Regions from separate parts of the Mus musculus genome. Here region 2 is linked to region 1. The links are chromatin loops, found by intact Hi-C in ENCODE. Cell type or tissue: heart. All regions are shown on one strand. Links, peaks and the distances in the headings refer to the core of each region. The heading gives the core; the rest is flanking DNA.

Region 1 (6,830 bases), core at 1,437-3,936:
GAATCGAGCGCACAATCAGTACACTGACTGTACAAAATACAGAAAGCCAAGCGGCCCCTTAACAACCCGTAACCCCGTCCAGAGAGGACACTGCAGGCGGCTGCTAAGGCGCTTTGGTGCTCAGTACACACTTTCCAACGTGCAAACCGTGCTCTGAATTACCTTGTGTTCCTTCTCTATTGTAACCACATTTCAAATGTTTTTTGTTTTTGGTTTTTTGGGTTTTTTTAGTTCAAACTTACAAAAAGCCTCATAATACCTGTATTATTCTCTTGAGAACTTTTCATAAAAGCACCAATCGGTATTACTCATCTGCATCGCTTGGTGAATCATTTTAAGTTTAAAGTCATTTTTCACCGTTAAGTGAATTTTTCATCACTATACTTACGGTCACTTCTGATATTTCTATTGTGACCATATTAAATTTAAGCTTATCTATATTGACATTTCATCGCTCTTATTGCCAACCTCATTTCTCAAAGATTTTTTTTATTTAATTGACTTTCACTAATATTTTCAAGAAAATATCCAAGTGGGTTTGTGAAGTCTGAACAAAATATTTGAAGACAGGGGTTCATCTGTGACTACTATGCTCTGTACTAATACTCTCTGTACAGTACAAGTATAATGAAAAACACTTTTTTTTAATCTCCTGAAACTTTTCCCCCACATCTACTAAATTAGGATCTGTCAAGAAAATTGATGGAAAAACTATATTTACAAAAACTGGTTGATTGACAGGAACTACATATATGAGAGGTATGAAAACAGTGAAATTGGAGTGTCACAGGTTCTAATGCTGGTTGTCTTCTTGGTCACACTTTATGCTCTGAATGTGGTCCTCTATGTCTAACAGTTTGTGACTAATAGATAAAAACCTCATTTGTAACCTCAACATAGCAGATCAGTAGTTTCCACCAATCCAAAAGGCAAGAAAGTCATCAGATAGTATCTGGGATCTGTAGAAAAGTTTCTCCCACATTGCTGCACATCTCTCCAATATGTTTAAACCTATCTTTACTTTGTTTTATAACTTCATAAGACTCCTTCCATGTTGGAACATGAAATTTGGAGAAACCTCTAGTATACACTGTTTCTTATTCCCTTTCAGGTGAGAGGTGAGTGGATTTTTTGGTTTTGTTTTTCTATCTGTCTCTGTGTGTGTGTGTGTGTGTGTGTGTGTGTGTGTGTGTGTGTGTGTGTGTGTGTGTTTCAACTATGCAGGGATGATGACGCAAGTCAAAGTCAGAAAGGTGGGAAAGGATAAACCATGAAGAGTATTAGGGCTGTACCAGAGAGCTGTGAAGAGGCACAGTTAAGAGCCTGTCATCTCCGCTCAGTAGAGAAAACAAGGACTACACTGAAGACTGGCTTCAGTGCCTGTGAATCCTGAAAGAAAGCCAATGGCTATTTTAGGAACCCAGATAAAATGATGAGTTTGGCTTGAACCCGTATGCTGGGACTTTTCTCCAGGTGTTCTGGAGGTGCTCCCATGTCTCTGCTTTCTATGAGGAAGTCTCATGAGAAAAAGACAATTAACAATAAAAAGTGACAAAGGAAGGGTTTCTTATTCCTCTGTTTCAAATTTGTCATTTGAATACTGTGGAACTTGAAGATTTGACTATAGGACACCAAGCAGGCTGGGAGGTCCAACAGGATGTATAAGGTTTTTGATTGTTGGTGGATCCTGGCTTCCATCAAGCTCCACATGTCCAAGAATGATGTGTGTTTGGTTCAGTCCGTGTGTGTAAGTGGAGTTTGGCACAGGATATAACAGGCAGTGGGTACTCGACCTGTGAGATGACAGGGAGACTGAGACCTGCAATTCTAGCTTCTCTCTGCCGCAACCCTAAACCTGATGTTAGCTAGGAATTAAACTAGAGAACTCTTACAGGATCAGCAATCATCCTTGACCACTTGGCCACTCCTCCAGCCCCCTAAATGACTTTTTCATGGTAACTGCTGTCCATATATACTCCAAATTGTTTTCAGATAACATAACTCTAGTAATAGATTTACTACATCAATCTTCAACCTTCCTTTCTAGAGTTCCTTTTCTGCTAATTTCTTCTACTGACTCAGAATAAATAGAAATATACTGAATTGTATATCTTCGGCATTTCTTCGGCAAGTCTGTTGGCAGCAGAGGGTTTTTTTGTTTGTTTGTTTTTAACATTTTCTTTAACCTCAGCCTCCTTAAAAGTTTGTGCAACCACGGTAACCTTTATCTTGCATGTAAGTTATAAGGTGTTTACAAAAAAAAAAAATCTTCTGCAATGTAACAGAAAAGGTTGAAAGGGGGTATAAAGCTGAACAGATTCCCAAATTTTATAAAAACGACAGACGTCATCCTGTAAATGCTGAGGGAACTAAGTAGTCCCTAAGCTGTAACTTGCTCTTCCTCCTAGAATGCACTACAGGAAGATACAAGCAAACTTCGTGGCCTGAAACATTAAAACGTAGTAATAGCTACTAGTATTTATAGGTCAGTAAATTAAATTTCACACTGGCTTGTATAAATAGGTTGGATGCAACAATTCTAAAGGCATTAATAAAACTAGGGTTAGGTTCACATTATCTCAGTGTTGCACTCATTAGCCCAATAATGATCCAAAGTAGCACAACTCCTCCAAGTGTTTTTGTAGGTGGCTCTGAAAAGAGCCTTTGGTGGTTGGAAAGGGTTGCTTTCTATCAAGGGCCTCACTTCCCCTTGGCCTTGTGGTGGGTCTCGGTCTTCTTGGGCAGCAGCACGGCCTGGATGTTGGGCAGGACGCCGCCCTGCGCGATGGTCACGCGGCCCAGCAGCTTGTTGAGCTCCTCGTCGTTGCGGATGGCCAGCTGCAGGTGGCGCGGGATAATGCGCGTCTTCTTGTTGTCGCGGGCCGCGTTGCCCGCCAGCTCCAGGATCTCGGCCGTCAGGTACTCTAGCACGGCTGCCAGGTACACCGGGGCGCCGGCGCCCACGCGCTCCGAGTAGTTGCCTTTGCGGAGCAGCCGGTGCACGCGGCCCACGGGGAACTGCAGGCCGGCCCGGGAGGAGCGGGTCTTGGCCTTGGCGCGAGCCTTGCCACCCTGCTTGCCTCTTCCTGACATGGTAGAACCTAGAATATAAGCCTGCTCAGTAAGTGGTTTGAAGGCAAAGCTGACAGTATTTATAGTCAATGCAGGGCATGAAAAAGTAGGAATTTCATTGGTTACATAGAAGCATTGCACCTAGACCAATAACAGAGTTGCATTGAAAAGCCCTTGCTATGATTGGGTATTTGGTGGATGACGACTGCTAATTCGCGATAGCTATAGCCACAAGTTTGTTTAAAAGGCAGCCTGTGCAGACACACTTTACATTTCTTTTCTTTCTGTATCTTTAGGCTTTTGGTCAGTTCCTACCATGCCTGAACCCGCTAAGTCCGCTCCCGCCCCGAAGAAGGGGTCCAAGAAGGCCGTCACCAAGGCCCAGAAGAAGGACGGCAAGAAGCGCAAGCGCAGCCGCAAGGAGAGCTACTCGGTGTACGTGTACAAGGTGCTGAAGCAAGTGCACCCCGACACCGGCATCTCCTCCAAGGCCATGGGCATCATGAACTCGTTCGTGAACGACATCTTCGAGCGCATCGCGAGCGAGGCGTCCCGCCTGGCGCATTACAACAAGCGCTCGACCATCACATCCCGGGAGATCCAGACGGCCGTGCGCCTGCTGCTGCCCGGGGAGCTGGCCAAGCACGCCGTGTCGGAGGGCACCAAGGCTGTCACCAAGTACACCAGCTCCAAGTGAGTTCCTTTAACTCACACTCCTAACCCAAAGGCTCTTTTCAGAGCCACCCACACTTTCAACTAAAAAAGGCTGTTGCCCTGTATTCACTTTGGGGTTCCTCTAACTCACTCCTGAAACAAAGGCTCTTTTTAGAGCCACTCACTTTATTGGAAGGATGTGCACTTTGTGAGATAATTGCTTAGAAATCTAAAGACTTATGGAAGGTGTCAATTCCAGAGGTTCATGACTAGAAAGTTCCCTTCCACACTATAAACTTAACTGGTCTTAACCTATACATATAGCACCTATTCCTACCCTCTTGAATACAGTGTTGTAAGCCGTCTTTCTTTTTTCCCTCCTCTTTGCATTAATTTAACAGAAGTAAAACATACACTCATCTTGTCCTTATCAGTTAGTGGCTTCATTAGCCAATTACTGTGCTGCGCGGGCAATTTCAAATTTAAGCGCCAGAGATAGTGGCGTTTGTTTCTCCACCATTCTTGGGGTGCTTCCCTTATCCACTGTTTCTGATGCTTGGAACAAATTTAAAAGGAAAAGTCAGGCCTTTGCCTGCTGTTTCCTTATTCTCACCTTAATGGGATTTTCAGTTTAAATATTGCAATAGATTAGTTGAAACATTTTTAAATCTTTCTGGAATCTACACGAAATCGCTCCAGTTCTTTTGGTGGTACATTTTTATATGATTAGTGTATTCTAGTGACTCCCAGCTCATAAGCAACAGTTTTGAATTTTTTGTTTGTTTGTTTAGGGGACATGGCATTCTTTCAGACAAACTAGTAGAAATAGATACATGTTTCTTCATTTTTTTAAATGAATTAATCGAGATAAATTAACAATACATGTCATATACAGAAGAAAACAGCTGAAATAAATTTCAGGCATGTTTTAGGAGGTTCACATACAATAGCACTTCATAAAATCAAAACCAAATTAGTTTTGAAGTTCATATAAAAGTGTGTGATTACCAACTAATAATATTGATAAGTGAAAATAAAAAATATTACACAGAGACTATTTGAGCGATAAAGGTCGGCTCAGATGTCTGGGAAGCACAGAGCCTCTGAAAACTTTTTGGGAACAGAAATTTGCTCTTGCATGTTTGACATAATTTGCTTTACATTTCGGTGTGTGTTTCCTATGTCATCTTGGTTGTCACATACTATATATATGATAGTATAGATACAATAGAGAGGGAAAGAACCTGTGTAAAAATTCTAAACTTCATTACATTTTTCATAAAGAAAAATTTATGAAAACCTTGTTTCTCTAAGTATTTGTATTTTCTTTTACTATGAAGAGGGATAGAGGCCAATAACAAGGCTCATGGGTTTAGATTTGGGCTAAAATTATGTGTGAAAGATCAGGGCTAAGAAGAGGAAAGGACTCATCTTATGTGGGAAGCAGAGTACAAAGGCTTTATTCTTAACCATAAACTGTTACAGCTCTGGTTACAAACTAAACAGTGTATAATGCACCAAACTATAATGTTTGGATTTTTTTTTCGTACTATACAAAGAATACTTTTTTTTTGTCAAGGAAATACTTACTGGAGTGTGAAGGCAGTAGGCTGCCATAATTATGCAAACATCCTCTTGTTTTCAAGGGATGGCTAGCAAGTGTATTGTCTTGGCCTGACATCTTTCACCAAATTTTCATTTCCCCTTTTCTGTTTAACCATATTTTGTAATATAATATTGAATATGGATGATCAATATTGAATTACTGTTTTGATGGTAAGAGAGGTTTGTTTTGTTTTGTTTTGTTTTGTCAGACTAAGAAGCAAATAATCGGTACAAACACCCCAGGATAGGAAGAGCTTACAATCTTAAATTGATGAAATGGGTTTAATTGACCCAAGGCACCAATAATTTATTAGGTGGGTATTTATACCTACCAATGATTTATCACCAGATAGTTCATACAATGGTTGTACAAATATGTAATATGATACTATAATTTAATATTTCCTATTTCAGACTATAAAATGTTAAACGTTTTCTAACCTTATCTCAAGGGAATACGGTCTCATTCCAATGGACAGGAGAAACAGATTTGAGCCACAGTCCAATCACATCTTAATGACAATTGCCTTTGTAAACTAAAAATTTGGTCACCTAACATTATCACAGCTAACTCTAAGTCAGTGATTTCATTGTACATATACTATCTCTATGTCTTTGCATGTTTCAGAAGTTTTCTGAGTCAGAATGAAGTCTTAGAATATAGTGTACTTTTTGAATGCTTTGATGTAGGGCTATGACAGCAGGGGCAGCAGTGGTGGTGATGGCAGTTATTCCTGACACGATGACAATCATCAGCCCTTTTCTTCATTTGATCCAATATATGATAAAGCGCAGGCATGAAAGGAGATCCATCTGTACATGCATCCAAGCACCAACCGAAGCTCAAAGTACATAAATTCTCTGGGAGCTCAAATTAAAAGTAGTTCTAGCATTTAAACAAGTTTATAAAGAACAACTGAAACAAGACATATTTTTCAAACTGATTTCATGTAGATCTCGAGTCATGAACAAACAAGGAAGAGAAACACATGCCATGGTAAGATATATTCTTTTAAAAAAAGAAAACATAGTCTCATGGTTAATAGTATTCTTCCACATATTTATTTCTAGGCCCAAAAGTTGTACAATGCCAATAATAATTTCTAAAGATATTCTTGAGTAGCTCCTCCCTCCATATGAGCAGAGGGAGAGGACATCCCACCCACATGTCATGTTAACCCCTCAAACCCATTACTATGGATGGATGGTGTTGCTGTTATTATTATAGAGCTATCTTAATTCTTTGCCTTCCTGTTTGGTGTTAGCAAAACCTACAGGGCTACAGTCTATGATACTGCCATAAGAACTTGCACCTCTAGTCCTCTACTTTGTTACCAATGTATCCATTCCGGTAACTCTGAGACAGACAACAGGAGTGTGGCAAGAAGAAACAGGTGGAATAAAAGGTAGTAATGGTTCCTTTAAACCCTTCAGCAACTAAAATGAACAGCTTCTTCCTTTCAGGTTTTGTTCCTTTTCAAATAATAAGTAACATTTTC
Region 2 (6,830 bases), core at 1,898-4,397, 2.0 Mb after region 1:
CATGTTTTGCCAGACTCTTGTTTGCTGGTGTGGAACTTGGCAATATCTTTTGGGGAAACTTGTCACTGGAGGTTTCTTTCTGCCAGGCTCCAGCCCTTGGCCGTCTCTCTGCTACAGGATGTGGTTGAGAGGAACTTCTACAAAGCTACACTAGCAGGGAACTACTGTTTCGTTGTCCTAGATCTCCAATTCCGTTTCCAGCATTGTTGTACACCACCGTCATCGAGATTGTGTCCATTGGGACCAGCATGCACACCGCCACCTCTCACACTTACTTCTGACCCACTGGGCTGTGGAGCCACCTAAACATGGCCATCTCCCAGACCTGTGGGTTGAGGTCTGGCCAGAGATGGATCATTCATTCCAGGGAAGCCATTAAACAGCCCCCAGACTTCAGAGAGAAGCTGGCCTTGCCCCTGCTCCCATCTTTTCATTTGCCTTCCCTCATGTCTTCCTTACCCACTTTAGCCCTCACCACCTCCCATGTTCCCACCCCTGCCCCGGAATACCCCCTTTTATCAAGGCCAGCCCTTTCCACCCTGTGAAATCAAATACAATGTAATGGAGGGCTTCTCAATGCCAGGATATGGCCCTGGAATGGACTTTGTGCCTGGTCTCCTGCCACCATCAATCTCTGGCCCTGTCTCCCATGCTCAACACCGGGGCCCAGTGGTCCACTGAAGCAAGCCATGTTGTGTTCTGAACAACCTCTACCATGTACCATGGATCGGGGACCCATGCAGGCATCGACTTAGACATTCAGACAGACTGATCCACACATATAAACAGGACAGACGGGGGCATGCCCATTTGGGAACATGGCCTGGATAGGCAGGATCTTAGGTTGGGTCTAGAGATGGCAATGATGCTGGAGCATCTGCCTGATAACCTAGCAGTTGGGCCGGGATGTTCTTGTCCATTGCTGATATCAATAAAAGCATTGAAGGACAAAAAAAAAAAAAAAAAAAAAAAAAAAAAAAAAAAGAAAAAGAAAAAAGAAAAAAGAGAGAGAGAGAAAGTATGAAGACATCCTGAATGAATTAAATAATTCTAGGCCAGCTTTAGCTATAAAATGAATCTCTCTCTCTCTCTCTCTCTCATATACACACACACACAAAAGGAAAAAAGAAAAAAGAAAGAGAAAAGAGAGAAAGAAAGAGAAATAAATGGCTGTTGTAGTTTTCTTTCTGACAGGACGCTCAGTTTCAAAGACAAACAAACAACAAAAAGTAAAACAAATATTCACAATGGAACTTTTGATTCGGCCTCAGCTTCTTACCCTGTCACAGTTCTAGGTCATCAGTCTTGTCATCAAAACTCTCTGTATGTGGAAGGGCTTTAAAATCTGCTGAGTAATAGTTAGTGAATGATTAGCCAGCTGACGCTTTAGCCTGGAATTCCACGGACCGTCTGCCAGTACAAACACCCGCAATTGCAAAAGCCGACTGTGAGGAAAGAAGCAAGCTGCAGGTGACATGCTCTCTGTCTACACCTCAGTGGCTCTCCTGCCCCTGGACAGCTTCTGCAGGCGACCTGTTCTCTGTCTACACCTCAGCGGCTCTCCTGCCCCTGGACAGCTTCAAGCAGAACCCTTCTTGTTCAACTAACTCAGTGTCTGAAACTATTTAAAATGATTAGTTAGCAATGTGAGATGGGTGGGTTTTGTTTTTGCATGTGTTTTAAAAATTGTTTCTTATTAATTTATTCTTGTGTATTCTTAGCTGGCCTCCTGAATACTGAGATTTACAGGGATCATGCCTGAATGAATGTTGAATGTTCTTTTTTTCCTCTCCCCTCCACTAATGCTTTACATAATTTGTGTTGTTCCTTTCAGCAATGAGAAAATAGTCCTGGGGTGCCCGTTCAGTTGGACTTTCATATGATCATGCGTGAGTGCAGCCTGAGTCCCCTTGAGTTTATTGGGAGTATGACTAAGGGTGTGTGTTGGAATCAGGTGCTGGGCTAATCTTGAGCCCACTGTACAGTTATGAACCCTTTGTATCTCCATGATCGCCATATTTATTATCATGAGTACTGATAAAACTTAATTATGAACTTCATAATTTTCTCACTATAAGACAAAAGCTGCTCTTGCCTTATGATCACCAGCAGGGCTGGTCAGGGCCAAGACAAAGTTCTGGGTCCTTAAAGATACTACTGAGATGGAGCCAGGGTACACTACCAACAGGAACTTCAGTAGAAGTTGGAAGCAGAGTTAGAGTTTAACTAAAATATATTTCAACACATATTTACATACTGTTAGCAGATAGAGACACATAGGAAGATAGTTACACCAACTGTATATATAGGATTCTCAACAGAGTAGTGCTTAAGTGACTTTACAGTGGTCACATACATGACTTTAGTGACTGTAGTTAAGATGAGTGCTCAGGGACTTACATGACATCATAGGGCAACTCCTAATTTGTGTGCATAATTCAACACATTGGGTGGGATTATAGTTGATAAGGTAAAACCTTGGGGCACAAAGGCTACACAAGGGTTTTTTTTTTTTAACCTATAAATAAAGTTTATATTCTTTGTTAGATTCTAAGAGAGTTGCAGGTTCATAAACAGGCAAGGCCTATGGGAAGGCCATATGTATTCAAGTCTTGAGCATGGTTCATTGCTTACTTGAAAGAACTTGCTATAAAAGGAATATTGTCTCTACATAGGCAACCTTCACAGCAAATATTGCTAATTGAGCTGCAATTGTTGACTTTTAGCTCTCGGACTTCAACTAGACGCCCAGTGAGGGATTCCTTTGCTTTGTGTATCCCTTCAACTGCCTGTCTTTCTGTTTCCCCTGTTTTGCAGGGCAGTGCCTTGTTAGCCTATTTATTGTGGCCATTTTACTTAAAAGCAAACAAACAAACAAACAACCCCCCCCCAACAACTAAGAACTGATTTAATAACTTAAATCAAGGCTCTATCATTAAAATCTACCACCGTATAAAGTGACCATCGTTCCTGATCATCCTGCTGTGAGCTCTTTCTCACAGCCAGCATCACTTAACTCTTCTGAGGAGAGCTCAGTTCTCCAGTTCTTACAGGAGGACAGACTGCCTGGATTGCTCTGTCACTCCCTAAGCCCAGCGTTTGCGAGGCTTATTGTAGTTGCTGATGAACTCATTGTAGAGGGAATGAGCCAACATGGATTCTTCAGTCACTTAAGAGAAGAGTCCAGTTCACTTAATTTCTTCTTCTTATGTTCCCTGCCAGTGGACAGACTACATATCATGAATTTCCGGTTTTTTAATCATGATTATATGACAAACGGTGTTAATAACTTCTGAAAGGGATAGAAAAATATAAACATAGCCGAGGATTAATGCTTATCTAGGTCAAGAGAAATTTGAATGGCATTTAAGGTAGCAGTCTTGTTTTGGCCTGCCATCTAGTGTCTGCTAAGGCAAACAGCAGCACGTGTTGAAAATGGTTGTGATTCCTAGAAGATACAAATTTCACACATGTCATGTAGGGGTGAAAACCTATCTAAAACTAAATAGAGTGGTAAGTAGTTAATTGGTAGGGATGTGTTTTTGCTTTGTATACTTTATATATATGAAATTTGAAAGTCTTATGTTATTCAAGCTTGGTTCAATTGATGACCTATCTCATTATGTAGTCCAAATTGTTCTCCAACTTTGGAGAATCCTCTTGCTTTAGTCTCCAGAATCCTGGGATTACAGACATGAGCCATCACACTTACAACTAATTATTATCTATCTACCCATCTTTCTATCATCTATCATCTATGTTTCGAGAAAATCTCCATGTAAGTATTGGCTGGCCTGGACTCTCCATGTGGAACATGTTGGCCTAGAACTCACAGAGGTCTGGCTGTCTCTGTTTCCTGAGTGCTGCCATGAAAGGGGTGTGGCACCTCTCATGGCTTTAGTTGAAAACTTTATGCCTCCTCGAACTGTATGTTGTGCTAGAGGCATGAAATGCTAAGACTGCTGCTCTGTGCTGGGGAAGTCTGGGTTTGGGGTTTTCCTTTGCTGAAATGTTAAGGCTGGGTAGGATGCTTGCTATTCGCTGGGATGATCACGGTGCTGGAAAGGCCTCTTGACTAGTACTCACTAAGCTGTTTATGAGCCTTAAGGACACTCACATCAGCACAGTCAGGGATGGGCACTAGTTTGTACATAGGTGTTTATGTGCAGTATTCTAAACTAGTTTTTATTCTTTGTATGTTCATCTGAAATTTATTGTATATCATAAATATGTATGGATCCATAAATCCCACAACAACCTATAAAACATGTGGTTTATTATTATTGGCATCTTTCAAATGATGAGAGTAGCATGGGCACATTAATTAACTCATCCAAGGTTAAGCAGCTGGAAAACAGCAAAGCTGAATTTAACTCAGATAATCCATCTATGAGCCAGGGTAGACAGGCCCTTGAGTAATATACAACCCTGCTTTGTTTTGTAAAATAAGAAAGAAAACACAACTACTCTTATTAGCCATGCAAGTATATTTCATATATTTGACTGCTACAAATCTTAGGTCAGTTAACTTGATAAGAATTTGGTCACATTAGAAGTTCTGTGTAATATAAGAAGATTGAGATAATGTGGGAGTGCATGCAAGGTCGAAACATCATGGCCTTTCTTATGAATTAACCAGCCATAGCCTCTTGTCATCAAAAGTATGATCTGCCTGGAATGGAGGAAGCAGGGACAGAGGTGTTATGTGAGGGTCTTCACAAGCTTGCAAAGTGGACATGGAATGGGGTTCTGGGTGACTGTTGGGATAGACCCTTATGTGCAGAGTCATAGACTTGCATCATTTACTCATCTCCTGGTCCTCCAGCGCATAATCATATTTGTTTACACACACACACACACACACACACACACACACACACACACACACACACACACACAAACACACACAAACACACGCCACTCCTTCCCATCTGGGACGGCCCAGCAACATCTCCTCTTATTAGGGTAACACCCGGGTCCTTGGGCCTTTGTGATGCATCTGAGAAATACAAGTAATCCAAAAGTTGGAAACAGCTGGTTGGACTTGCTCTACTCTCATCCATCTGTCAGACTTGATCTATTCTCATCAATCTCTTCAAAGTAAGGAAGGGACAACCTTTCTCAGAATCATGCCCACAGCAGAGGGTTCTCACATCTTAAGGGTCTGGTGGGAATAACTGTTACATGAGCAGTGACTGAGTGAGCACACCCCAAACTTTGAAGGGGAACCCTCGCTACTAATCCTCACTATCATCAAAGTGTAAGTTGTTGCTCAGGAACTGGGCATCGTCCCCAGCACGTGAATGAAAGAAGTGGAAATAAAACCAAGCCTGTGTGCATCAAAGCTATGTCTCTAGATCACTGTCATCGCCAGTAAATTGTAATCTCCACCCACGCACAACCTTGCATGTTTTGGATCAGTGTGGTATGGTCTTTTGAATGAGCTGAAGCATAAGAACTTCCCATCTGATGTTATATATGGTTTCTTTGTATATGAGATAGAAATCTGTAGTGTAGCATATATACCTTACATATGAATAACATATAATTATAAATGCATTTAAGTTTGTATCTTAAAAGATTATTAAACAAATCAATTTAATACCTAGCTTCAATACCTCCTGCCTCCCTATCCCCTGGACTTAAGCAATTCTCTTATCTTACAATTTCACTGCTGCATCACTAATTACTTAAGGAAAAGGTTTAGCCCATACACTAGCCTCTTACCGTTCGTTGTCTTTCAGATTTTTGTTTTCCTGTGAGTTGTACTTTCCCTGTAATGCTTGTTTGTGTCTGTCCTAGCAGGCACCTGGCCTTGAGAGGAAATTCTCTCCTTGGATGGTTGTTGTTTATGTTCACTGCAGGTGTTCTGTGCTTAAATAAGTGCTAGGAGGCTGTCTGGTGCAGGGTGTCCACAGCAAGCGTGTGCTTAGGGATGACAAAATACTTTCTTAGCACATTTAGCTGTATATTTCCCACAAAACAACCATGTGTGAGATGATTCCTGGGCTCTCATCAAGGTAACTATCTAACTTACGTTTCCTTTTGTGCCTTCATTATAAGCTTAGACTGAGAAGGTATAAAAAGTGTATATTGTCATCATTGTCAATTTTGTATATTTGGAAGGCGAGCTTAAAGTTTTGAAAACATTTTAAAGTCTTTTGGAAATAAGTTGGGGGGGGGGGGTGTCGGGGGAGGTGTATCCCAGGACTCTGTTGGCAATTCCAAAGTGTCTGGGGACCATTTTGTACTGTGTCTCTTTTTTGCAATTTTCTATTTTCATTATGTCCCTCCTCTATGCTTTACTGTTATGGTGTATGTTGGTTTCCCCATTGCATTTGAGGGTGCACTGGGGCAGAAAGGTGCAAGAGATCTTGACCTTTCATGTACTCAGGTATCAACAGGGAAAACATTGTAGCAAAGGTTTGATCTTGTAATTGGTGGCCGTCTGTCTGGAGAGACTGAGAAAATAAGAGAAGCACTGCTCAAGGTTATTTGTAGAAATTATTTGTGAGACTGAGGTGAGACAACAGACTAAGAAGGCTCTAAACCTCCTGACATCACTTATATAGTTTTTACTTGTGCTGCCAACATTGTGTGTCTCACAATGGACCAGTTATCGTTTATCATTATGAGGAAGGAATTGGAAATAACGCGGTTGTGGCTTTTACCATCATCCCTTGGTGAGTTAGAAAAGCACAGGTTTCAATCGCTTCAAGTTGGAATCTATACTAACAACCTCAAAAAGCTTCTCCAGCTAACCCCTCTCTGGCATGTGAGAGGGAGGAAATGGAGAAGAAAAGGTGGAAGCCCATCCCTTAAACTTGTCC

The links. A loop is a pair of places that touch in the nucleus more often than their neighbours do. Peaks named below come from ENCODE experiments on the same cell type or tissue, not always from the same donor. Only the 100,000 strongest peaks of a DNase experiment are listed, where the experiment ranks them.
Region 2: a loop joins it to region 1, with 2.1 times the contacts of the local background. A loop is called at or near these places in 1 of 42 quality-filtered maps.

The regions. Positions count from the first base shown.
Region 1 is chr13:21,750,735-21,757,564 of GRCm38, forward strand. It overlaps H2ac15 (H2A clustered histone 15), which reads right to left and starts at 3,178. Exons shown (of 1, transcript NM_178183.2): 1 at 2,643-3,178. The coding sequence starts at 3,093. The coding sequence ends at 2,701. It overlaps H2bc15 (H2B clustered histone 15), which reads left to right and starts at 3,342. Exons shown (of 1, transcript NM_178201.3): 1 at 3,342-3,819. The coding sequence starts at 3,389. The coding sequence ends at 3,769. In heart, for the core only: a CTCF peak has its summit at 2,838; a DNase peak (open chromatin) is centred at 3,187; H3K4me3 peaks cover 2,304 bases; H3K27ac peaks cover 2,301 bases.
Region 2 is chr13:23,729,276-23,736,105 of GRCm38, forward strand. It overlaps the pseudogene Gm11338. Among named protein-coding and RNA genes, the nearest start is that of H1f2, 6.1 kb to the right of the region's middle. In heart, for the core only: a CTCF peak has its summit at 3,420 (motif pointing left); no DNase peak of the experiment used is centred there.